Regions from separate parts of the Homo sapiens genome. Here region 2 is linked to region 1. A link is a loop called in an ENCODE intact Hi-C map of the cell type or tissue named here. Cell type or tissue: IMR-90. All regions are shown on one strand. Links, peaks and the distances in the headings refer to the core of each region. The heading gives the core; the rest is flanking DNA. Region 1 overlaps TRAF3 (TNF receptor associated factor 3). Region 2 overlaps TRAF3 (TNF receptor associated factor 3).

Region 1 (8,000 bases), core at 1-8,000:
TTTAATAGGGAATGCTATAAACAGTGTTTCTCAGAATCTCTTCCAGTAATTAGGGTGAGGCAAAGTGCAGCGGCTGATTGAATTTCAGAATAAATCAGATGCTTTTTCAAGTTTTTGCTAAAAACTAGCAAATCTTTTATCAGAGTATTTTTCAATTGTTGACCAGGTAACATAGTAAGAAACAGATGCTTATGTATCACCCCACTTATACCAACGTGTGTGTGTATCCCTGAAAACAGATGTCATAAAGCTGTACTTGCCCTAATAATTTACAATGCACCCTGATTTTTTTTATTCCATTTCATTTAAGAAAATACTAGTCCCTGGAGGATGTTATGCTAACTGAAATAAGCCAGGCACAGAAAGGCAAACACGATGCACTCTCATTTAGACGTGGGATCTAAAAAAGTCAAGCTCACAGAAGCAGGGAATGGTGGTTACCCGGGCTGGTGGAGGTGGGTAGTGGGGGTAGGCTTGTGGAGCTGCTGGGCAAAGGGCACAGAGCCTCAGTTAGACAGAGGGGCGGACGTTTTTGAGCCCACTGAACAGCATGGTGACTGTGATTCATACTAACGTGTGTTTCAAGACTGCTGGGGGAGCAGATTTTAAACAAAGTGATGTGATGGATATGTTAATTAGCTCGATTTAATTATTCCGCAATGTGTGTGTGTATATACCAAAACATTACACTGTACCCCATAAATATAAACAATGCTGGTCACAACCTACTAAATTATTTCACATCCACCCAGGGGCCACACCCTGCAGTTTGAACAGCTCTGCCAACATAATGAGAGCGTGACGAGAATACAAAAAATTACATGGGTGCTACACCCTTGGGGCCAGCCTGCTCACCCTCAACACGGAGAGGCAGAGCTGATGCCTGAGGATACCCTTCCACGGAAGCGCAGAAGAGCCCCTGCAACCCACATCAGCCAAAGGGAGGGCTTGCTGAGTGAGCATTTCCAACCCCACATTTGACCTTTCCAAAATCTTTCTGAAAGATAATTAGCTCCCAAAGACAAATTAACACCTGGTCTCAAAGATGAAAAGTTCAAGGGTAACTCCAACGAGGGTTTCTTTCTCACAAGATTTTTACAAAGGGCATCTTGATCCCCCATCTATTAACGAGTGTCTCTGTCTATCCATTGGGGTGGTGGTCTCCACCCCAGAAGACCCTAAGCTCTGTGCCAGATCCGATGTGTGCCTCTCCAACGATGTACGCTCTAAAACCACCAATGCGTGGGGACCAATGGTCACAAAGGTGATGGCCCGAGGGCATCTCGGCACAAAACCAGATGTGATAAAGAGCTGACTCCCGATGCTGTCCATCTAAAGGGTAGCCAGCCTAAAGATGGGTGTCCTTTTCATATTCGGCACAGTTGGCCAAGTCAAGAGACATCTTTTGAAGCAATCACCGTCTTATTTTAAAACAAGTATGTATTTACTAAGGAATACAAAACTTGCAATGTCTCATGGGCAAAATATAACTTCACTTTCCTAGGATTTTACTCCGCAAAGGCTTTCCTTCCTTCCTTGCCTCATACGTCCATGAACTCCTACAAGTGATCAACCTGCACGAATGTGGAGCGGGCCATATGCAGCATCGCGTGGTAGTTGTGTCCCTCTGAAAGTAACAATTCATTCATTTCCATCTGTCAAAGACGGGACAGAATTCTCAGACTCTTTATTCTCATATCCCTGCAAAAAGATGACATGTATGCCAACTCTTTTGAAAAAATCTCAGTAATGTCTCCAAAACATTGTCAATAGGCCAGCTGTGATGGCTCATACGTGTAGTCTCAGCACTTTGGAAGGCTGAGGCAGACGGACCACTTGAGCCCAAGGAATTGAAGACCAGCCTGGATAACAACATGGCGAAACTCCATCTCTACAAAAAAACACAAAAATTAGCCAGGTGTGGTGCAAACGCCTACAGTCCCAGCTACTGGGGAGGCTGGATGGGATCACTTGAGCCCAGGAGGTCGAGGCTGCAGTGAGCCATAATTGCGCCACTGCTCTCCAACAAATCAAGCAGTTGAGTATGAGCAGAAGCAGCTTACAGCAATGAACACACATCATGCCACACTAAACTCAACTTCTTTCACTTTAGGACTTCCCTTATTTAAACTACTTATTTATTTATTTAATCGAAGAATCCAACTCCCAGGTCCTGCAGATCACTGCTTCCACTCTTCTAGCAGGGAGATGCCATAGGCACAGGAAAGTCCACCTGGCAGGTGTGTTCCAAGGAGCCGGCAAAACACCGGCCCAGGAGGTCCGAGGTTCTCTGCAATGAGAACATCCTTTACTCCAGCCCACTTTGGTGGGCTTTACATTTCCCCTCCATTTAAGCTCTCTTAAAATATAAAATGGGTGTTTTTAAGTCCAGATTTTGCAGTTTTTCTTTAGTTTGACTATGAATGTGAGGATCAGTCTTTTTTTTTGGAGACGAGTCTCACTCTGTCACCCAGGCTGGAATGCAGTGGCATGATCTTGGCTCACTGCAACCTCTGCCTCCCGGGTTCACGCCATTCTCTTGCCTCAGCCTCCCGAGTAGCTGGGATCACAGGCGCACACCACCACTCCTAGCTAATTTTTTGTATTTTAGTAGAGACGGGGTTTCACCGTGTTGCCCAGGCTGGTCTCGAACTCCCGAGCTCAGGCAATCTGCCCGCCTCGGCCTCCCAAAGTGCTAGGATTACAGGCATGAGCCACCGCGCCCAGCTGAGGATCAGTCTTTGTGAACCCGCTCAAACATTCTATTTTCTAAGACAGATGAACAAAATAACCTAAGAAATTCCAACTAAATAATTCTATAATAAGAAATAAATTCCCATTTTAAGTAAACATAAATATCTCTGCTGTTTGTCCAGCCTTTGCTTTTGGACCTAGCAAAGGGCACCATACACCTTCTCGTGAGCACAATGAGAACGTGCAGAGCCGAGCTGGCTGGCCTGACAACAGGGCGAGGACTCTGCTCTGATGGACAGAGTCCGGGAGAGATCAGTCCTTTGGCAACGTCCAAGAGGGAAGTGCACAGTTATGCATCCTGCACTCTCGGGGCTTCCATCGTGACTTGGCTGGAGATAGTTTAAACACATGAGGCATTGACAGAGTGAGAAACTGCTGCACTGTGTGTGGGCAGGCTGCTCTGGTATGTCCTGGGGTTTCCAATGATGCAAACCATTCACTTTCAGTGGGGAAAAGAGCACAGAACAGGAAGGAAGGAGCCAAATCCCCACAGGGATTAGGCCCCGAAAGGCTGCCAGATGACACCACGGTCCACAACCATCCTGCTGGATAACCATGTGCTGCAGACCTGTTCAACTACTGTGTATCTAACACAGCAGTAACAAAGCCCATTCCTTTTTTTTTTTTTTTTTGAGACAGTCTCATTCTGTCGCCCAGGCTGGAGTGCAGTGGCGCGATCTTGGCTCACTGCAAACTCCACCTCTCGGGTTCAAGCAACTCTCCTGCCTCAGCCTCCCAAGTAGCTGGGACTATAGGCGCCTGCCACTATGCTGGCGTAATTTTTGTATTTTTTTTTTTTGGTAGAGACGGGGTTTCACCATGTTGGCCAGCTTGGTCTTGAACTCCCGACCTCAGCCTCAGCCTCGGCCTCCCAAAGTGCTGGGATTACAGGCATGAGCCACCATGCCCGGCCACAAAGCCTATCCTTAAAATGAAAGGAAGAACCTTCTAAATGAGAAACACAGCATCTATGAAAGATAAAAAGCCTGTGATCTATGCCTATAATTTTAAAAAGACAGAAATAAAATGCCAGCTTCAAAAAGAGGGAAAAAAAAGATTCCTAGGTAAACCATTGTTGAACTCAGAGCAGATGCTCTATGCTCACGGGAAGATGGCTAGGATTCTGCGAATATGAGTCCGGCACTGCTGCTCATCAGCGCTGTTCTGCTCCGTGTGTGTGCACAGGATGCCGATCCTCCTGCTGCTTCTCAAGCTCAGCTCACGCATTTACATGAAACACTCTCTTATGGCAGATTAAAGGGAAATCTTTCTATTTAAAATTTTAGACTCCTTGCAGTATATTTACATTTTAAATTGCTGGGATTTAACACTGGAAACAAGACATTCAAATCTTTACGAAACTCAAATGTCAACTCCACTGGCTGTTCTAATTCACCATAGTATCCTCCTACTACAAGTTCTCAATAGACGTTTGTTGAATATTGAATTAAGTTTATATTTTTGTAATTAAGCCACAATGGTAGATCCTATAACAACTTCTTCTCTATCCATTCTTAGAGGTTTTCATCTTCTCATGAAAAGAAGGCCCCACTGAGCTGAACATCACAGAACAAACTCCACTGAGAACCAGCATTACTGGAGGAAGGTGCTTGCTCCTGCGCCTATAGGCCTGCAATGAAGGCCTCTTAAGAACAGCATGGAGGCTGGGCGTGGTGGCTCACGCCTGTCATCCCAGCACTTTGGGAGGCCGAGGTGGGCAGATCACCTGAGGTCGGGAGTTTGAGACCAGCCTGACCAACATGGAGAAACCCCATCTCTACTAAAAATACAAAAATTAGCTGGGTGTGGTGGTGCGCACCTGTAATACCAGCTACTCGGGAGGCTGAGGCAGGAGAATTGCTTGAACCAGGGAGGCAGAGGTGTTGCAGTGAGCCAAGATCGCACCACTGCATTCCAGCCTGGGCTACAAGAGCAAAACTCCGTCTTGGGGAAAAAAAAAAAAAAAAAAAAAGAACAGCATGGGAGAGTCTCTTTGGGAAGTGGCCCTGTCTATGTGGAGAGCGCACCAAGTTTCACAAGGTGTCAAATGACAAAATCAATTGTAATCATATCAAATATTTTTTCCTGTTTGTCTCTTGTAAAAAACACAGAAGTTTAACGCATTTAGAGGGGTAACCACCCAGGTCCGGGCTGGCAAACTTATTCTGTAAAGAGCCAAGTAGTCAGTATCTCAAGCGGTACAGTCCACATGTCTCTTAACTCTGCTGCTTTCGAGCAAAAGAAGCCACAGACAACACAGAGTGAGTAAGGATGGCTGTCTTCCAATAAAACTTTGTTTACAAAAAAAAAACAGCAGGGTGGGGACTGGGCATCTGATCATCTCTGTGCTGGATGGATGCTAAAATAATCACAATGTGATTGACTTTAAAAAAGCACTTCACACTTGCTTGGCAATTAAAAAACAAATAACAAAAATAAAACACCTTCATTTATAAGCTCAAGATCACACAGAGTTTTTTTTGACATTCTCTTGATAGTTTCTTTTATCCAAAACCCATTAATAACTACAAAAAGGTTTTGTCTTTAAATAATCTGAAGAGATGATACAAATCCCATAGCAGCAGGAAAGTGTGCAGCCCACCTTCTTTTCGAGCGAGTTGCTCCACTCCTTCAGCAGGTTGACGTGCTGCACGGCGGAGCTGGCCTCGTGGGCCTTGATCTGCTGGTTTGTCCCCTGCGAGAGCAAACATGTGAGGCATTCAGCGAACCTCGCTGCATTTCAAAGGGCAGAACGGCTAACATACGACCCTAAAAGCAGCACTAAACACAAAGAGGGGAGACCTATTTGCGTCAAGTGAACAGGGAATCTCTGCGCCTAAGGAGGGCTGTGCTCAGGGCCACCTGGCTACTGCGTGCAGGTGAGGAGGCCGCCAGGAGCAGCAGAGCCAGCACCCTGCAGTGCCACAGTGAGCATCTCAGGGTTATCTCCGCATCCCTTCAGCTCATCTCAAGTGGCTTCTTATCAAGGGTTGACACTTGTAATATCAAGAAATTAAATTTTAAACTCATTCTTGACCTATTATAAGCTATTTTTCCCATTAAAATATAGCATAAGTGGAAAATGTTTAGATACCTGTAGTTGTAGCGAGATACTGCCACAACAGTCTAGTAAACACGTAAGCAAAGCAGGATTCAAAAGAATTTACTAAAGTATTAATGTATTAGTTCAAATACACTGTATCCAAAGATGTATTGCTCTTCACCATTCCAGTATTCTTAGAAAAGTTACATACAAAACAAATACAATCTACAGAGTACATAAGATGTAGACCATTTTAGAGTCAGGAATAAGCACATGAAATTGTACTTCATATATTTAAGAAAATAATTTGTCTGAAATATAATTTGTTTTGCTATTAGAAAATTAAGAAGCCACAGAAAGCATTTTAATGATCTCCAAAACATATACTCTGTACATAGAATATTCATATATATATGTTGATATAAGTGTTGCAATATATAAACATATATATACACATACACAGAGAGAATGAATGATACTACGTACGACAGAACAGGGGAGGCTCAGTCTTGTTAGAGACTAAAGCAAAGGAAGGCACAGTCATTCTTACTCTTTGGCTGTTCTCTTCCTCAGAAAATACTAAGATGCCAATCTCTCTGTACTGACTTCATAATAATGTATTGGTGCTACATAAAATATAAAATACTTTAATTGTAACATATACTGCCTCTTGATAGTTTTAAGATACATATATTTAAATGAAAACTCAGTTCCAATTCACTAGCAATCTCAGATGTGTTAAAAAATAAACAACAACAAAACACCAGATGCAGATTTCTCACACTACATGTGCGGCAGCAACAGAGATGCCCTCCCCACACTGTTCTCGGGGAGGTGTGCTCTCTATGAGCTGTGCTCCATTTTGCGTCTGTCCCCCGTTGGGGTCAGAGTCAGCACAGACATGTACATCAAATGCATTTATGGATACACACGTGTGTGATCGTTATGGCTGTGTACTGACACACACGCTGTTGAAACTATGCTCAGTTTGATATTCGCTTATATTCAGGTAACTGCTAAAATTTCCGTAACAATCTATCTGAAAACCCCACCAAATGTCAAGTCTACCTGTTGCATTACTAGCTGGTTTTGGATGTAGTACTTCTCTTAATGTATTAACTTCCACCTCAGCACAGTGTCTCCCTGAAGTCTCAAAGCACCACCAACTGGAAAGCGAGCATCCCACCTGCTGCATGTGGCTTTCGTCACCCATGCAACAGGGTGTTTCAGTTTCATGACAAAGAATAAGGAGTCCAGAGCTTGCATGTTAAAATGTTAATATAATAACTTTCTCTCATGGCAGAATGTCAGTGACTGGGAAGGACAAATGTCGGATACTGACCTGAAAAACGCAGCCATAGCGCTTAAAACTACAGGTGCTGGGGGCATTGACACACTCTGACAAGTGTGCACTCAACTGCAACGGGAAAGAGACGTGAGTTGTGGCACAAACGTTTGCATGAAAATGTTCAAACATATTAGGGCACAGATAGCATCTGAGCTGTACTATTAAGAATGGTGTTTATCGCTACAGGTGTGTATATATCATCTGCTGCCTAGACTTCTATGCAGTAAATATACGGTCTAGTCACGTGTATACACATATACGCCAATATACAAGAATACATTTACTATAACATTTCTTAAACTTCCAGTTTCTTTAGAACAAATTGTTCAATGTGACATGCCATCTGTAGTGCCAGAATTTAAAAAAGAAAGAAAAAACATAAACTGAAATGCACATTTAAAGACCATAAACAAAAATTGCATGAAAACACAAAAAAATAGAAAGCATTCAGAATGCAACTGGGTCACACACCTAATATACGGTACACAAAAATAAATATATTTTCAAAGCAAGCTTACACAATGTACCATTACTCATAATACTTGAGATAAGTGCAGATGAGTTTTTCCTTCATCTGAAAAGACTTTTTCCCTCTGTAAGGGCCAGAAACTCAGGTAGCTTTTCAAAGACCTCTAAGATCAGTCTAACCATACACTCTTACTACTGTCAACTCTAATTGATGGCAGGAAAATTAGGTGGGGCTGGGAGCAGGTAACTCGTTTTGCAAGAAAAAAGTCCCTTGCTCAGCTCAAATGCTGGTGAGTTATCAAATAAAAATTACTTATGATGCCCTAACAAGAGAAAAGGGAATGGAAAGGATTACATTTTAAGGACTTAGAGTCATGTGTTAGGCTA
Region 2 (17,327 bases), core at 5,678-13,677, 98 kb after region 1:
GGCTGAGGTGGGAGGATCACTTGAGCCCAGGAGGTTGATGCTCCTGTGAGCTGAGATCATGCCATTACATTCCAGCCTGGGCAACAGAGTGAGACCCTGACTCAAAAAATAAAAAAAGAAAAGGCTGCTTTAGGATATTGCGTTCTTGGCCCTCTGAAAGGGTACAAGTCACACATCCACTGTCCTCTGTTGCTACGGCGGCCTCACAGTGGAAAGCTAGGGACATACTGATAATTTTCATCTGCTGTGCACCAAAAACGGCCCAATTATTTTCCTAGCCAAGGTCAGTCATGGAGCAAGGGAATCTGAAGAACGCTCCAGAGAACTGAAGATTGTAAGTCTCTACAGAGAAAAGGGAGTCTGCGTAGACACACACAAGTCAATCATATGACTCCTCTGAAGTTTTTTTTGTTTTTTTTTTTAAACAGTCTCACTCTGTCACTGAGGCTAGAATGCAGTGGCCCAATCATGGCTCACTGCAGTATGGACCTCCTGGGCTCAAAGAACCCTCACATCTCAGCCTGGAAGGATCCCTCTCGCCCCGCCTCCTGAGTAGCTGGGACCACAGGCGCACACTAACATGCCCAGCTAATTCTCTCTCAGACAGGGTATCAAACTCCTGGGCTCAAGCGACCCTCCGGCCTGAGCCTCTCAAAGTGCTGGGATTACAGGCGCCAGCCACTATATCCAGCCCAACTTTTTTAAGTCAATTTCATAGGGTCACCTCCTCAAAGCCAAGAATTATATATTTGCATGTTTTTATGGTACATGCAGCAGTCATCAGATGCTTGCAAGTGAAGGACAGATGGGCTGAGAGAAATCAGAAACCGTACAGAATTCTGTAAGCGAGCAGAGCCGGCCACCAGCTCCAGCTCTAAGCCCAGCCCCAACAAGATATTCCACTTCTGGCTGGGTGCAGGGTGCACACCCAGCTACTCAGGAGGCTGAAGCAGGAGGATCAGTTGAGCCCAGGAGCTTGAGTCCAGCCAAAGCAACAGAGCGAGACCCTGTCTCTTAAAAAAAAAAAAAAAATTATACTTCTGGCCAACTTAACCTCCATTATAGTCCTAGATAACTAAAACTGCTAAATTTTACTGAGCTTACCTATGCTAAATGCTTTCCATCTCACACTCCAGGGGGTAAGTACCATTATCCTTATTTCTAGGTAAAAGAACTGAGACACACGGAAGGTAACTGCCCAAGACCCAGGGTCACTCAGACCAGGCAGCCTGCCACCAGCACTCACGCCCTTAGCCACCACCCCACCTCACGCTGCCTCCTTATGTGCACCATCTGGGTGAAAAGAAAAACAAGAAGCTGAGGGCTGACATTCCAAGACTGTAACTCTAAGGAACACAAGTCCTTCATAACCAGCAAGGATCCCACTCCCTCTATAAAAAGCCTGCCAGGAGGCCAAGCCAGGAGCGTAAGCCACTGATAGGGCTGTGTCTCTACCCAAATCTCATTTTGAATTGTAGTTCCCATAATCTCCATGTGTCATGGGAGGGACCTGGGGGGAGGTAATTGAATCATGGGGGCAGTTTCCACCATCCTGTTCTTGTGACAGTGAGTTCTCACGAGATCTGATGGTTTTACAAGGGGCTTTTCCCCCTTTGCTCTGCACTTCTCCTTGCTGCCACCATGTGAAGGATGTGTTTGCTTCCCCTTCCACCATGATTGTAAGTTTCCTGAGGCCTCCCCAGCCATGCTGAACTGTGAGTCAATTAAACCTCTTTTCTTTATATTAATAAATTACTCAGTCTCGAGTATTTCTTTTTTTTGAGACAGAGTCTTGCTCGGTTGCCCAGGCTAGAGTGCAGTGGCACGATCTCGGCTCACTGAAACTTCCGCCTCCCAAGTTCAAGCAATTCTCCTGCCTCAGCCTCCTGAGTAGCTGGGATTACAGGCGCCCGCCACACACCCGGCTAATTTTTTTGTATTTTTAGTAGAGATGGAGTTTCACCATCTTGGCCAGGCTGGTCTTGAACTCCTGACCTCATGATCCTCCCACCTCGACCTCCCAAAGTGCTGGGATTACAGGCGTGAGCCACCGCGCCCAGCCTCAGGTATTTTTTCATAGCAGCGTGAAATTGGACTAATACAGCCACCTTCTAACACAACTTCTGCTCTTGGCTTGAAATGTCTTTAAACAGTTGGCTGGGCGTGGTGGCTCACGCCTGTAATCCCAGCACTTTGGGAGGCCGAGGCGGGCAGATCACGAGGTCAGGAGATTGAGACCATCCTGGCTAACATAGTGAAACCCCATCTCTACTAAAAATACAAAAAATTAGCCAGGCATGGTGGCGGGCGCCTGCAGTCCCAACTACTCGGGAGGCTGAGGCAGGAGAATGGCGTGAACCCGGGAGGCGGAGGTTGCAGTGAGCCAAGATTGCGCCACTGCACTCCAGCCTGGGCGACAGAGAGAGACTCCATCTCAAAAAAAAAAAAAAAAAATGAGTCCAGGTGCAATGGCTCATGCCTGCAATCCCAGCACTTTGGGAGGCCAAGGTGGGACGACCACTAGGAGTTCAAGACCAGAATGGGCAACATAGTGAGACTCCGTCTCAAAAAAAAAAAATTTTTTTTTTTTTTTGAGATGGAGTCTCGCTCTGTCGCCCAGGCTGGAGTGCAGTGGCATGATCTCGGCTCACTGCAAGCTCCGCCTCCCGGGTTCACGCCATTCTCCTGCCTCAGCCTCCTGAGTAGCTGGGACTACAGGCGCCCGCCACCACGCCCGGCTAATTTTTTGTATTTTTAGTAGACGGGGTTTCACTGTGTTAGCCAGGATGGTCTCCATCTCCTGACCTTGTGATCTGCCCGCCTCGGCCTCCCAAAGCGCTGGGATTACAGATGTGAGCCACTGCAGCAGACCAAAAAAAATTTTTTTAATTAAAAATTTTTTTTAAATTAAGCAGGTGTGGTGGCTCATACTCGTGGTCCCAGCTACTTGGGAAGCTGACATGGGCGGATCACTTGAACCCAGGAAATCGAGGCTGCAGTGAGCTGTGATTGTACTACTGCACCTCAGCCTGGGTGACAGAGTGAGACACTGTCTCAAAACAAACAAACAAAAATAGCTGCATTTGTTGGGTGCCTGCTAACTGCCAAGAGTTTTCTACACATACCAACACACTAACATGGCATATACTGACCCACCTATAAGCTGGGTATCTATAGCACCACAATCCTTATCCAAAACCGAGGCCAGATGTGTTTCAGAGTTCAGAATTTTTTGAATTTTAGAAAGGAAATATTGTACGCATATTTTATATATTATATATTATATAACACTCCAGGGAAGTCTGAGGCAGTAACCATAAGAAAACACATTAATTCACCGGGTGTGGTGGCTCTTGACTGTAATCCCAGCACTTTGGGAGGCCGAGGTGGGAGGATCACTTGAGTCTAGGAGTCTGAGACTAGCCTAGGTAACAAAGTGAGAAGACACGGAGTCTCGTTCTGTCGCCCAGGCGGGAGTGCCGTGGCGCGATCTCCGCTCACTGCAAGCTCCGCCTTCCGGGTTTACGCCATTCTCCTGCCTCAGCCTCCCGAGTAGCTGGGACTACAGGCGCCCGCCACTGCGCCCGGCTAATTTTTTGTATTTTTAGTAGAGACGGGGTTTCACCGTGGTCTCGATCTCCTGACCTCGTGATCCGCCCGCCTTGGCCTCCCAAAGTGCTGGGATTACAGGTGTGAGCCACCGCGCCCGGCCAGAACCCTTTCTTTACAAAATTTAAATTAAAAAATCAGCTGGGTGTGGCGGCACAAGCCTGTAGTCCTCGCTACTTGAGAGGCTGAGGTGGGAAGATCTCTTGAGATCAGAAGTTCAAGGCTGCAGAGAGCTTTGATCACACCACTGATTCTAGCCTGGGCAACAGAGCAAGAGTCTTCTCAAAAAAAAAAAAAAAAAAAAGGAAAAGAACAGGAAACATGTTAATTAACCATCTGTGGTAAAATAATGAAATATTCATATTAAGTGGAATAGAGATTATAAATAGCCTCACATAAGTTCAGGCCAAGTGGCACCAAATCTATGAAAAAACATTCCATTTTCAGAGGCTCTGGGGTTTCAGCACTGTGGCTGAGGAACTGGGGCCTGCACCATCGCACTCACTTTATGTGCTACGGTCCTGGTTCAGAAAGGCCAAATAACTTGGTCAAGTTCATGCAGCTGGGAAAGAAGAGAGGCAAGGTATGAACCCCGACTCTCTCACCCAAAGCCTGCACGGTGCTTCTCACACTTAAATGAACGCAATGATCACCTAACAGCCTCTCTGAGAGCTGACTGTGAGTCGGCAGGTCTGAGGCAGGGCCTGGGAAACTGCATTCCTAAAGCACTGGGGCTCCTGGAGGGAATGTGCTGCTTCCACTGGACCAGAGGCTCCCAGTCCAGCAGGGCATCAGCACTCCCAGGAGTTCTTTAAAAATTCCCTCTAAATCTGAATTTCCAGGGTCTTAACTGATAGAAATTGTATGGGTGGGGGCCTCAGTTTTTGTGGTCATTTCTAATAGCCCATTAAGAGAAATAAATCACTAATAAAGTAGGGCTCTGAGAAGGCAGCCCGCAAGCCCAGTCAGGAGTTCCCCTTGGAGTCCCTACTTTCCATCAAAGGAGTCTAGGAAGATTCCAGCAATGACCACAAAATGTTATTAAATTCCTCAGAGACAACATACCCCAGCCATCCCAGGTTCTGGGGATCACAGCATTTTTCACCCTCCCTTGGAATCAACAAAATCCTACACATACCACACTAAAGGCCAAGTTCTAGAGGACAACCACAAACAAATGTGAAAACTATTGCTGCCTGGCAGCTGACAGAAGGAAATACTTAGCAGAAGACTATGAGAAAAGAAGTGCTTGGCCAAGAGCAGTGGCTCAGCCTGTAATTCCAGCACTTGAGATGCCAAGGCACGCAGGTCCTTTGAGGGCAAGAGTTCAAGACCAGCCTGACCAACATGGTGAAACCCCATCTCTACTAAAAATACAAAAATTAGCCAGGTATGGTGGCATGTGCCTGTAGTCCCAGCTACACAGGAGGCTGGGGCAGAAGAACTGCCTGAATCTGGGAGACGGAGGTTGCAGCGAGCAGAGATCGCACCATTGCACTCCAGCCTGGGCGACAGAGTGAAACTCCGTCTCAAAAAAACAAACAACAACAACAACAAAAACAAGTAAAGAAGTGCTAACACTTGGGCTAGGCTACACTGTGGGAATGAATTCATGAACTGAATGGAATCTGCACATACTTAATCAAACTGTGTATTCTGAATTATGCTCACGAGATGCTAAGATGGAAAAGAACATGAGTGGTAGTGCAGCTGGTTCCTCCCGCTGTGTCAACTCTCTGCAGGTCCTCTGATGTCTGCTAAGCTCCTCCCAAATGTACCCATCATGAGAAAGACTCTGAGCAGGACTTCCACAGCACTAATCTCCCCCCAATGCCACCAGACTCTTAATTCTGCTTTCAGTAGTCCAAATCAGCCACTGCTTCTCACACCCAGTCTCAGGTCACTTCTGATATGACATGTATGTACCCCAGCCTGGTCACCACCCTAATGCTGGTTCTCTGCAGAAGCTCATTTGGTTAAATTCCTCATGTAAACTGAACAAGAGTCCTATTCTGACCTCGGTATTAGCTTTTGATAATTACTAATCCTGTAATTTGTCCTTTTTTTGTTCTATTGCCTCCTTCATAAAGTGTCACGTTCCAGACTGAAACTGGCAGTCTGAATTTCCTGAGAACACAGAATGCCTCATGGAGCATTTTTATGCATTTACCTAGCACTGTAACAGCAGGACTGGCACCCATGAAGTGCTTTACAAAGGTCTGCTGAGGCCGGGTACAGTGGTCATGCCTATAATCCCGGCCATTTGGGAGGCCGAATCAGGAGGATCACCTGAACCTAGGAATTTGAGACCAGCCTGGGCAACATAGAGGCCCCATCTCTACAAAAAAAATTTTGTTTTTGAGACAGGGTCTCGCTCTGTCGCCCAGACTGGAGTGCAGTGGTGCGATCTCAGCTCACCACAACCTCTGCCTCCCAGATTCAAGCTGTCCTCCTACCTCAGCCTCCTGAGGAGCTGGAACTAATGGCACACGCCACCACACCTGGCTAGTTTTTATATTTGTTTTATAGAGATGAGGTCTCCATAAAGCCCAGGCTGGTCTCAAACTCCTGAACTCAAGCAATCTGCTCACCTTTGCCTCCCAAAGTGCTGGGATTGCAGGTGTGAGCTACCGTACCTGGCCCAAAAAATGTTGGAAACTTAGAAAGTGAGGATCACTTGAGACTGAGAGGTCGAGGCTACAGTGAGCTGTGATCGCACCACTGCACTCCAACCTGGGCAACAGAGCAAGACCCAGTCTCAAAAAAAAAAAAAGGGTTTTCTGAACTAAGCTAGATTTGGTCAGTGCTCACTTAAATGTTTTAAATGTTGTTTTTCTTTACATGAAAATACACTGAGTACCTAAGCTTAGTCAGGCACACAGTAGTTAATACATGCTGAACTGGTGAATGTGTGGTGGACATATCCTGTCCTCTCTTTCCCGACTAAGAAATACGAGTGCCTAGGCTGGGCGTGGTGGCTCACACCTGTAATCCCAGCACTCTGAGAGGCCGAGGCAGGTAGATCACCTGAGGTCAGGAGTTGGAGACCAGCCTGACCAACATGGTGAAACCCTGTCTCTACTAAAAATACAAACTTAGCCAGGCGTGGTGGTGCAAACCTGTAATCCCAGCTACTCGGGAAGCTGAGGCGGGAGAATCGCTTGAACCTGGGTGGCGGAGGTTGCGGTGAGCCAAGATCACGCCACTGCACCTCCAGCCTGGGTGACAAGAGCAAAACTACATCTCAAAAAAAAAAAAAAGAAAGAAAAAGAAATACAAGTGCCTTCAACCTTAAATACCATTTTTCATTTTTATGGATTTTTAAAAACTGATTATTTTATTTTCACAGCAACTATAATCTCCATATGCCATGCAAGGAGACAAGGCTTTCAAAGAGATTCAATGATTTGCCTAAGGTCACAAAGACAGATGGGGACTAGACCACTGGTCTCTAACTCCTCCTGCAATCTTGTCCTTCCACTGCGGGGTTTCTGCAGGAGGGACGCCACTATCTCCTCCTCCTCCTCCTCTTCCTCCTGCCTCTGGCTTACCAACAGATAATCTCTACGCTTCCCACCATTCTTTACAATCCAGAAACATTTACATTAGTAGTGTTACACGTAAAAGAGCAGAATGTCAAAGCTTGATGAGACCTCATCATATATAGAATTGGGGACTCTATGAAGACGCCTCTCAGACCAATTTTTTCAGGTTGAACTACACATTACATGTTTCACTCCAAGCCTGAGTGACTAAAATACAAAGCAGTTCCTAAGAAGCTTAAGACAATATAAAAAGGGGTAACTATATTGATTCATCTTAACACAAGACAATATCTATTTTCTAAGATGCAGAACACAGAGAGGAGACAGGCCAAGGGCACGTTTTCAACTGTGTGAATGATGCTGCCCCCTGGCCCTTGCCCTCCCGCCTTGCCTACTACCCTCTGTAGGCCTCAAGACTCATTACCCTTCTTTGGCCCCTATGCTGGTCACCCCCAGGCCACAGCCACTACATTCTGACAGAAAGAATCCTGAAGGCAATGGGGAATGAGAAAGTACGTAGTGCCTAAGGAAGCAAGCCCAAAGGCTCACGAGAGCAATGATTCTGTCCCTTATGCTATCTCACAGGCCAACACACTTTTGGAATTCAAAAGGACAGAATGAGGAACAGGTACCCTTATTCAAAATATATACATAACATTTTACCTTCGTAAGAGACTTCAGACCATGCAGACCAGAGGTCTTGGCCTCAGGAATCACGGTAGAAGCAGAGGCACTCAGGCCTCTGCAATTCCATGCAGCAGCCAGTCATTCCGGGGCATCGACCAGGGGCTGTTTGGGGAAAAACTCTCTCAACCTGTGTTTTTCCCCTGCTCTCACAACCTGACAACAATCGCCAATGCAGAAGAATTGCGTGAACAAAGCTGTTGGCGGTTCAGTCGCCAAGGCTGTCCACCCCCCATCCCCACTTCAGACACTAGTCGCAAGTCCAGGCCTCTAGAACTTCTGACCCACCAGCTTCAAGTTGGGGTTCCCACAAGCCCTCTTTGGATTCGATTAATTTGCCAGAGTGGCTCACAGGACTCAGGGAAATATGTACTTACAGTTACCGGTATATCGTAGAGGATACTGCAGAAGACACAGATGAAGGGACGCAAAGGGCGAGGTATGAGGCCAGGCGGGAGCCTCCATGCCCTCCCTCGGGCCATCCTCAGAAACCTCCACGTGTTCCGCCATTTGGAAGCTCTTGAACGCTGTCCTTGAGTGTTTGTTTGTTTGTTTTTGAGACAGTCTTGCTGTGTCACCCAGGTGGGAATGCAATGGTGCAACTCGGCTCACTGCAACCTCCACCTCCCGGGTTCAAGCAATTCTCCTGCCTCAGCCTCCCAAGTAGCTGGGATTACAGGCACCCGACACCACACCCGGCTAATTTTTGTATTTTTAGTAGAGATGGGGTTTCACCATGTTGACCAGGCTGGTCTCAAACTCCTGACCTCAGGTGATCCGCCCGCCTCAGCCTCCCAAAGTGCTGGGATTACAGGCGTGAGCAACCATGCCCGGCCTGTCCTTGAGTTTTTATGGTGGCTTCATTACACAGGCATGACTTACAATCATCTAGAAATGTTTCTGGACAAAAAACCATGATCTAAACCCAGCAAGGCCTGTCTGTTCGGACTTATCTTGGCCTCTCTGTGCAGCATTCCTGCCTCTAGGGAATGAGGCAGGGCCCTCTCTGGAATAAGGGTCTTCTGACTCACAGTCAGATTAGAGTCCTGCCTTGGGCAGCTGAAAGGAGGCAAGACACCCAACATTACAACAAAAGACTGTAACAAGGGCTATGGGACTTATGAGTCAGAAACAATGGATGAAAACTATGCACACACACACACACACACACATATATACATATCATGCATACATATCATGTATATATGTGTGTGTATATATATAACACCACAGTAGCTCACTCTCCTCATTCATGCCTATGTTGCACAGAAGTTCAGGTGTCTAGGAAAGACTTACTTGGGAACAAAGGGAGGTTATGCTTGGGAAACACAGGATTAGGTGGCTTTCCAGCCAGGGTTGTTGGGGTTCTCCATAGAGGTACAAGCAAGGGGCACTCATGGAACACAGGCAGACATAGCTCTTCCCTCATTAATCCCAAAACACTGGGGCACCACTGGAGCCAAAGACAGAGATTTCCTGTTTCATTATTTAAAACCACTCCCTCACTTCTCTGTGACCTCATCATGTTTGCTCGGCTCAGTGTTGCAACAATCAGCTGAGACAGGCTGGGGAGGCAGGGTTTCTATGTGAGAGCACATCCATACACACCTCTGCACACACTGTCAAATTATACCACACTTTTATATATAAACAGCCAGAACTGTCTCTAGGGGATTTACTAGAATGATCTAGAGTAAAGGAAAGGAACTTTAGGATATATAGGCTTACTTATATTTTCTCAATGAAGCTTTTTTTAAGAACAGAGAGAAATATTAAAACCCCACAATATTATTTAAAATAAAAGGGAAGGTTTCAACAAATTTTTAAAATGAACTAGTAATAGGAAGAAAAAACGTATGGACCCAAAGCTGTACTTGAAAAACTTGACAAACACATGATCAAGGATGGCTGCTGATAAGACATACATTTTATAGAGGTAATTATTTTATGAATAGGTATACTCCAAAAGTTTTTTAGAAATTATTGATTCAGAACACAGAATGTACTCACTGAAAATGAGTAACACACAACAGTTGGCATTTCCATTTTAATCCACAACAGTTTTCAAATGGGTATCTAACATATATTACTGAGAGCACTATGGAATCTAGCCACCATGCGTATACCAGATCAAGGACAGTCACAAATTCTTCGACCCTCCTTTCATCAAGAGTTAGGGTCCATGTCCCCTCTCCTCAAATATAGGAGGACTCTGTGTCTTTTTAGAACATGGCAGGAATAATGCTACACTGATATCCAAGCCCAGGCTTAAGATACTGGCAGCTCCAGACTGGGCACAGTAGCTCACGCCTGTAATCCCAACACTTTGGGAGGCCAAGGTGGGAGGATCGTTTGAACCCAGGAGTTCAAGACCAGCCTGGGCAACGTAGTTAAGACCTTGTCTCTACAAAAAGTTAAAAACTAAGAAATTAGCCATGCAAGGTGGCATGCACCTGTAGTCCCAGCTGCTTGGGAGGCTGGGCTGGGAGGATCACTTCTGCCCAGGCGTTTGAGGCTGCAGTGAGCTATGATGGTACCACTGTACTCAGCCTGGGCAAAAGAGTGAGACTCTATCTCAAAAGAAAAAAAAGAAGAAAGAGAGAGAGAGACTGGCAGCTTCCACTTCCTCTCCTAGAACACTCACTCTAAGAGTTCTGAGTTGTCATGTAAGAAGCACAACCACCTTAGGAGAAAGGCCATCTGCAGAGGACCTGAGAGCACAAGGAGAGGGAGGATCCCCTGAGCCTGGCCTTCCAACCATCCAAGCATGTGTGTACGGCCCTCTTGGACCCTCATGACTGGACCAGCCAACAGATGAATACCAATAAATTACCTCCATCAAGGCCACATGGAGCAGAAGAATCACCCAGCTGAGCCCTGCTTGATCAGCCCACAGAACCATGAGATGTAGTAGTAGATTACTGTTTTAAATCACTGATGTTTAGGGTGGTTTCTTATTCAGCAACCATTATCCGGAACAATCTGTGGCTTTTTCATGAAATGAAGGAAGCACATCTCTTTCCTGTCCTGGCATCAGGAATAGAGTTCCCTTCCCTGATCCTGCACTGGTGGTGTGCTATCAGCCATGATTTTCCCCAGCTGTAAGCCATTAAGTGCAACTCCTATGCTTACAGCTGGCACTACAACATGAATGTGTCTGTGTTGAGAAGAGGGGAAGTACATGGTACAATCATCATCATCCCAGCCAGAGATGTTAGGGTTGTCTGCTTGGAAACCCTCTTAGAATTTTCTCAATTAGGAGAGGGCAGGTTTCAAAATTCTGAAGAAACATGATGCACAGTCAAAATACAACTGGGGGCTGGGAGCAGTGGCTCACACCTGTAATCCCAGCACTTTGGGAGGCTGAGGCAAGAGGATCACTTGAGGCCTGGAGTCGAAGACCAGCCTGGGCAACACAGTGAGACCTCATCTGTACAAAAAAAATGAACAAAACTTGCTGGGTGTGGTGGCAAGTGCCTGTAGTACCAGCTACTCAGGCAGCTGGGTGGGAGGACCACTTGAGCACAGGAGGCCAAGGCTGCAGTGAGCCAAGATCGTACCACTACACTCCAACCTGGGCAACAGAGTAAGACCCTGTCTCAAAAAAAGATTGGTTCCCAGATACCGAAGTCAAAAATATCACAAGGAAAGAAAACTACAGGCAGGGTGCAGTGGCTCATGCCTGTAAATCCCAGCATTTTGGGAGGCCAAGGCAGGTGGATCACATGAGACCACGTGTTCGAGACCAGCCTGGCCAACATGGCAAAACCCTGTCGCTACTAAAAATACAAAAATTAGCCAGGCATGATGGTGCATGCCTGTAATCCCAGCTACTGGGGAGGCTGAGGTTGCAGTGACCCGAGATCGCACCACTGCACTCCAGCCTGGGTGACAAAGGAAGACTTTGTCTCAAAAATGAAAAAAAAAAGAAAACTACAGACTAATATTCCTAATGAACATAGACACAAAAATCTTCAACAAAATAGTAGCAAACTCAATCTAACAACACATTAAAAGGATTATATACCATGACAAAGTGAGATTTATCCCAGGAATGCAAGGGTGATTCAACATACAAAACAAAATCAATACAATACACTACATTACTAGAACAATGAAAAAAATATGATCATCTCAGAAGATGCACAAAAAGCATTTGACAAAACTCAACAACCTTCCATTAAAAAAAAAAAGTCAGTGGCCAGGCACAGTGGTTCACACCTGTAATCCCAGCATTTTGGGAGTCTGAGGCAGGAGGTCTGCTTGAGGCCAGGAGTTTGAGATCAGCCTAGGCAACACAGCAAGACCCCATCACTAAAAAAAAAAAAAAAAAAAAAATCAATTAACTGGGCATATTGGTGCACACCTGTAATCCCAGCTACCTGGGAGGCTAAGGCAGGAGAACTGCTCAAGGTGAGGAATTTGAGACCAACCTGGGCAACACAGCAAGACCCTGTCTCCACAAAAATTAAAAAATTAGCAGGGTGTGGCAGCTTGCACCTATAGTAGTCCCAGCTACCGGGGAGGCTAAAGAAGGAGCACTGCTTGAGCCTGGGAGTTCAAGACTGCAGTGAGCTATGATCACATCACTGTACTCCAGCCTGGGCAAAAGAGTGAGACCTGGTCTGATAAAAAAAAAAAAAAAAAAAAAAAAAAAGTCCAGGCACAGTGGCTCGCACCTGTAATCCCAGCACTTTGGGAGGCCAAGGTGGGCTGACTGCTCAGGAGTTTGGGACTAGCCTGGGCAACATGGCGAAACCCATCTCTACCAAAAATAAAAAATAAAAAAAAACAGCAGGGCATTGTGGCATGTGCCTTTGGTCCCACCTACTCAGGAGGCTGAGGTGAGAGGATCGCTTGAGCCTGGGAGGCAGAGGTTGAAGTCAGCCATGATTGCACTACTGCACTCCAGCATGGGTGACAGAGCAAGACCCTGTGTCAAAAACAAAAAAAAAAAGGAAAGAAAGAAAACACAGCTAACTTCATAATCAATGGTGAAAAGCTTCCCCTAAGATCAGGAACAATATGAGGATGCTCACTTTCATCACTCCTATTCAAAATTTTACTAAATGTCTTAGCCAGAGCAATTAGGCAAGAAAAAGAAATAAAAGGCATTCAAATTAGAAAGAAGAGGTAAATTATATATGCAGGTGACATGATTCTGTATAAAGAAATCCCACAGAACCCACAAAATAACTACTAGAGGTAATAAATTCAACAAGGTTGTAGGGCATAAGACCAACATACAAAAATCAGTTGTTTCTATATACCAGCAATGAGCAATACAAAAAGAAAGGTAAGAAAATAATTTCATTTACAATAGAACCCACAAAAATAAAGCACCCAGAAATAAATTTATCCAAAGAGATGAATGATTTGTACACTAACACTACAAAATATTGCTTAAAGAAATTAAAGGAGACATAATTGAATGAAAAGACATCCCAAGTTCAGCTGGGCGCGGTGGCTCATACCTGTAATCCCAGCACTTTGGGAGGCCGAGGTGGGTGGATCACGAGATCAGGAGATTGAAACCATCCTGGCTAACACAGTTAAACCCCGTCTCTACAAAAAATACAAAAAATTAGCCAGGCATGGTGGCAGGTGCCTGTAGTCCCAGCTACTCGGGAGGCTGAGGCAGGAGAATGGCATGAACCCGGGAGGCGGAGGTTGCAGTGAGCCGAGACTGTGCCACTACACTCCAGCCTGGGGAACAGAGCGAGACTCCCTCTCGAAAAAAAAAAAAAAAAGAAAAGAAAAGACATCTCACGTTCATGGATTGGAGGACAATACTGTTAAGATTGCAACCCCCCAAAGCAATCTACAGAATCAATCCCCTCCCTATTAAAATTCCAATGACCTTTTTTGCAGAAATGAAAAAGGTGATATTCAAATTCATATAAAGTTGCAACTGGCCCCAAATAGTCAAAACAATATAGAAAATGAAAAAGTTGGGAGACTCATACTTCCCAAACTTACTACTTCAAAACTTACTACAAAGCTTCAGTAATCAAAACAGTGTGTGATATGGTTTGGCTGTGTCCCCATCCAAATCTCATATTGAATTGTAGCTCATATAATCCCCACATGTTATGGGAAGGAACCCAGGGGGAGGTAACTGAATCGTGGGGGTGCTGTTCTCATGATAGTAAGTCTCACAAGATCTGATGGTTTTATAAAGCACAGTTCCCCTGCACAGACTCTCTTGCCTGCTGCCATGTGAGACATACCTTTCCTCCTTCTTTGCCTTTCACCATGATTGTGAGGCCTCCCCAGCCATGTGAAACAATGAGTCCATTAAACCTCTTTTTCTTTATAAATTACCCTGTCTCAGGTATGTCTTTATTAGCAGCATGAGAACAGACTAATATAGTGTGGTACTGATGTAACAGACTTACAGAGCAACAGAATAGAACTGAGAGTCCAGAAATAAATGCAAACATCTATGGCCAATTTATTTTTAACAAGGGTGCCAAGACGATTCAATAGGGAAAGAATAGTGTTTTCAATAAATGGTGCTGGGAAAACTAAATAAGAACATACAAAGAATGAATTGGGACTCCTATCTCATTCCATATACAAGAATTAACTGAAATGGATCAAAAACCTAAAGGTAAAAACTAAAACAATAAAACTCAGAAGAGGCTGAGTGCAGTGGCTCACACCTATAATCCCAACACTTTGGGAGGCTGAGGTGGGTGGATCACTTGAGGCCAGGGGTTCTAGACCAGCCTGTGCAACATGGCAAAACCCCATCTCTACTAAAAATACAAAAATTAGCCAGGCATGGTGGCGTGTGCCTGTAGTCCCAGTTACTCAGGAGACTGAGGCATGAGAATTGCTGGAACCCAGGAGGCGGAGATTGCAGTGAGCCAAGATCATGCCACTGCACCACTGCACTCCAGCCTGGGCAACAGAAGGAGACTCGGTCTCAAAAAAAAGAAGAAAAAAAAAAAGTTTAACATTCAGAATATATAAAGAACTCAACAAACATTGTCTTCCCTCCAAAAATACACAAATGGCCAAGAGTCACATGAAAAGACATTCAATATCTTTGCTCATCAAGAAAATACAAACCCAAACCACGAGATACCACTTTAACTAGAATAGCTTTAAACAAAAATATATACATACATATACACATACCACACACACACACACACACACACACACACATATATCCTTTTGTAGTTCATAAGTGTGATTGGGTATTCAAATGAAGGTGTGAGAGGTGCCACTCTGAAACCTTGTTATGACGTCGGCACATTACCCATATGACATGAAAAAGAAACAAAACAAAAAAAATAAATTTAGCAAAGATGTCCTGAAATTGGAACACTGCTGGTGGGAATAAGTTAAACACGATATTACCGTATGACCAGCAATTCCACTCCTAGGTATATACCCAAGTGAAATAAAAACATACCTACACAGAAACTTGTACACAAATGTTTATAGCAGCATTATTCTTAATAGTCAGTGAAAATAATCCAAATGCCCATGAACAAATGAATAGACAGATTGTGGCATGTATGTACATACAATGGATTATGATTCAGCAATAAAAAGGAACAAATACTGGCACATGCTACAATTTGGATGTACCTCAAAAACATCATGCTAAGTGAAAGCAGCCAGATACAAAAAACAAGTTATATGATTCCTAGATGCTATATCTAAAATAGGCAAATCCACAGAGACCAAAAGCAGATTAGAGGTTATCAAGGGATGGGAGGATTGGGGAATGGGAGTGATTACTTAATGGGTAAAGGGGGATGAAAAGTTGTTTTTCTTTTTTAAGAGATAGGTTCTCCATCTGTCCTTCAGGCTGGAGTGCAGTGGTGTGATCATAGGTCACTGCAGCCTCGAATTCCTGGGCTCAAGCGATCCTCCTGCCTCAGCCTCTGGAGTAGGTGGGACTACATACAGGCTCAAGCCACTGTGCCCAGTTTTGTTTTGTTTTGTTTTGTTTTGAGATGGAGTCTTGCTCTGTCTCCCAGACTGGAGTGCAGTGGCGTGATCTCAGCTCACTGCAACTTTTGCCTCCTGGGCTCAAGTGATTCTCCTGCCTCAGCCTCCTGAGTAGCTGGGACTAGAGGCATGCGCCACCACGCCCAGCTAATTTTTCTATTTTTAGTAGAGACGGGGTTTCACCATGTTGGCCAGGATGGTCTTGATCTCTTGACCTCATGATCCGCCCGCCTCAGCCTCCCAAAGTGCTGGGATTACAGGCGTGAGACACCACACCCAACCAAGCTAATTCTTTATTTTTGTTGAGATGGAGTCTTCCTCTGTTGCCCAGGCTGGTCTCAAACTACTGGACTCAAGTGATCCTCCCACCCCAGCCTCCCAAAATGCTGAAATTACAGGTGCGGGCTACCATGCCTGGCCTGATTTTTAAACTAGAGAGAGCTGGTGGTTGCAGAACATTGTGAATACACTAAATACGGCTGAGCTGCACACTTAAAATGCTTAATTGTATGTTATGTGAATTTTGCCTCAATAAAACATTGGGCTATAATATACTGGTTCATTTATGCAAATACTTGAGAACCTACCATATGCCAGGCACACTCCTAGTACACAGGTTAAGGTAATAGAAATACATTCTCTGCAGGCCGGGTGTGGGGGCTCACACCTGTAATCCCAGCACTTTGGGAGGCTGAGGCGGGCAGATCCCTTGAGCACAGGAGTTCGAGACCAGCCTGGTCAACAATGGTGAAACCCTGTCTCTACTAAAAAAATACAAAAATTAGCCAGGTGGGGTGGTGCATACCTGTAATCCCAGCTACTCGGGAGGCTGAGGCATGAGAATGGCTTGAACCTGGGACGCATAGGTTGCAGTGAGCCAAGATCACACCACTGCACTCCAGCCTGGGTGACTGGGAGACTCCATCTCAAAAAAAAAAAAAAGAAAAAGGAAAGGAAAACCATTTTCTGCTATGGAAAAAAAAAAAAAGCAAGGCAAGTGACCACAGCAACAGCATGGGCTGTTTAATTAGGGTGTTCAGAAGACCCCTTTGAAGAGGTAAAATGTGAACAGAGGCCTGAATAAATCGAAGTGTTGTTGTTGTTTTTGTTGTTGTTTGAGACAGTCTCACTGTCACCCAGGCTGCAGTGCAGTAGCGCCATCTCGGCTCACTGCAACCTCCACCTCCCGAATTCAAGCGATTCTCCTGCCTCAGCCTCCCAGGTTGCTGGGACTACAGGCATGTGCCACCACACCCAGCTAATTTTTTTTTTTTTTTTTTGGTTTAGTAGAGATGGGGTTTTACCATGTTGGCCAGGCTGGTCTCGAACTCCTGACCTCAAGTGATTCGCCCACCTCAGCCACCCAAAGTGTTGGGATTACAGGCGTGAGCCACCACGCCCAGCCCAAATTGAAGAATATTATTATTGCTAAATAACAGAAAAAAAAGTGCTAAAATACGAATTTAAATATATAAAAATTCATATGTTAAAATTGCTTTTTAAAAAGGGAGATATCTA

Evidence for each region. A loop is a pair of places that touch in the nucleus more often than their neighbours do. Peaks named below come from ENCODE experiments on the same cell type or tissue, not always from the same donor. Only the 100,000 strongest peaks of a DNase experiment are listed, where the experiment ranks them.
Region 2: it touches region 1 in a loop (3-fold over the local background); 3 of 110 quality-filtered maps call a loop at or near these places.

The regions. Positions count from the first base shown.
Region 1 is chr14:102,888,774-102,896,773 of GRCh38, reverse strand. It overlaps TRAF3 (TNF receptor associated factor 3), which reads right to left. Exons shown (of 12, transcript NM_145725.3): 8 at 7,140-7,214; 9 at 5,357-5,449. Among named protein-coding and RNA genes, the nearest start is that of AMN, 30 kb to the left of the region's middle. RefSeq lists enhancers at 5,064-5,564, 5,565-6,065. In IMR-90, for the core only: no CTCF peak of the experiment used is centred there; DNase peaks (open chromatin) are centred at 3,163 and 5,003.
Region 2 is chr14:102,787,282-102,804,608 of GRCh38, reverse strand. All of the region lies in intron 1 of TRAF3 (TNF receptor associated factor 3), which reads right to left. LOC124903426 (small nucleolar RNA U13) reads left to right here and starts at 15,018; the gene lies at 15,018-15,118. RefSeq lists enhancers at 5,742-5,791, 14,072-14,141. In IMR-90, for the core only: a CTCF peak has its summit at 8,815; DNase peaks (open chromatin) are centred at 8,888 and 9,378; H3K27ac peaks cover 664 bases.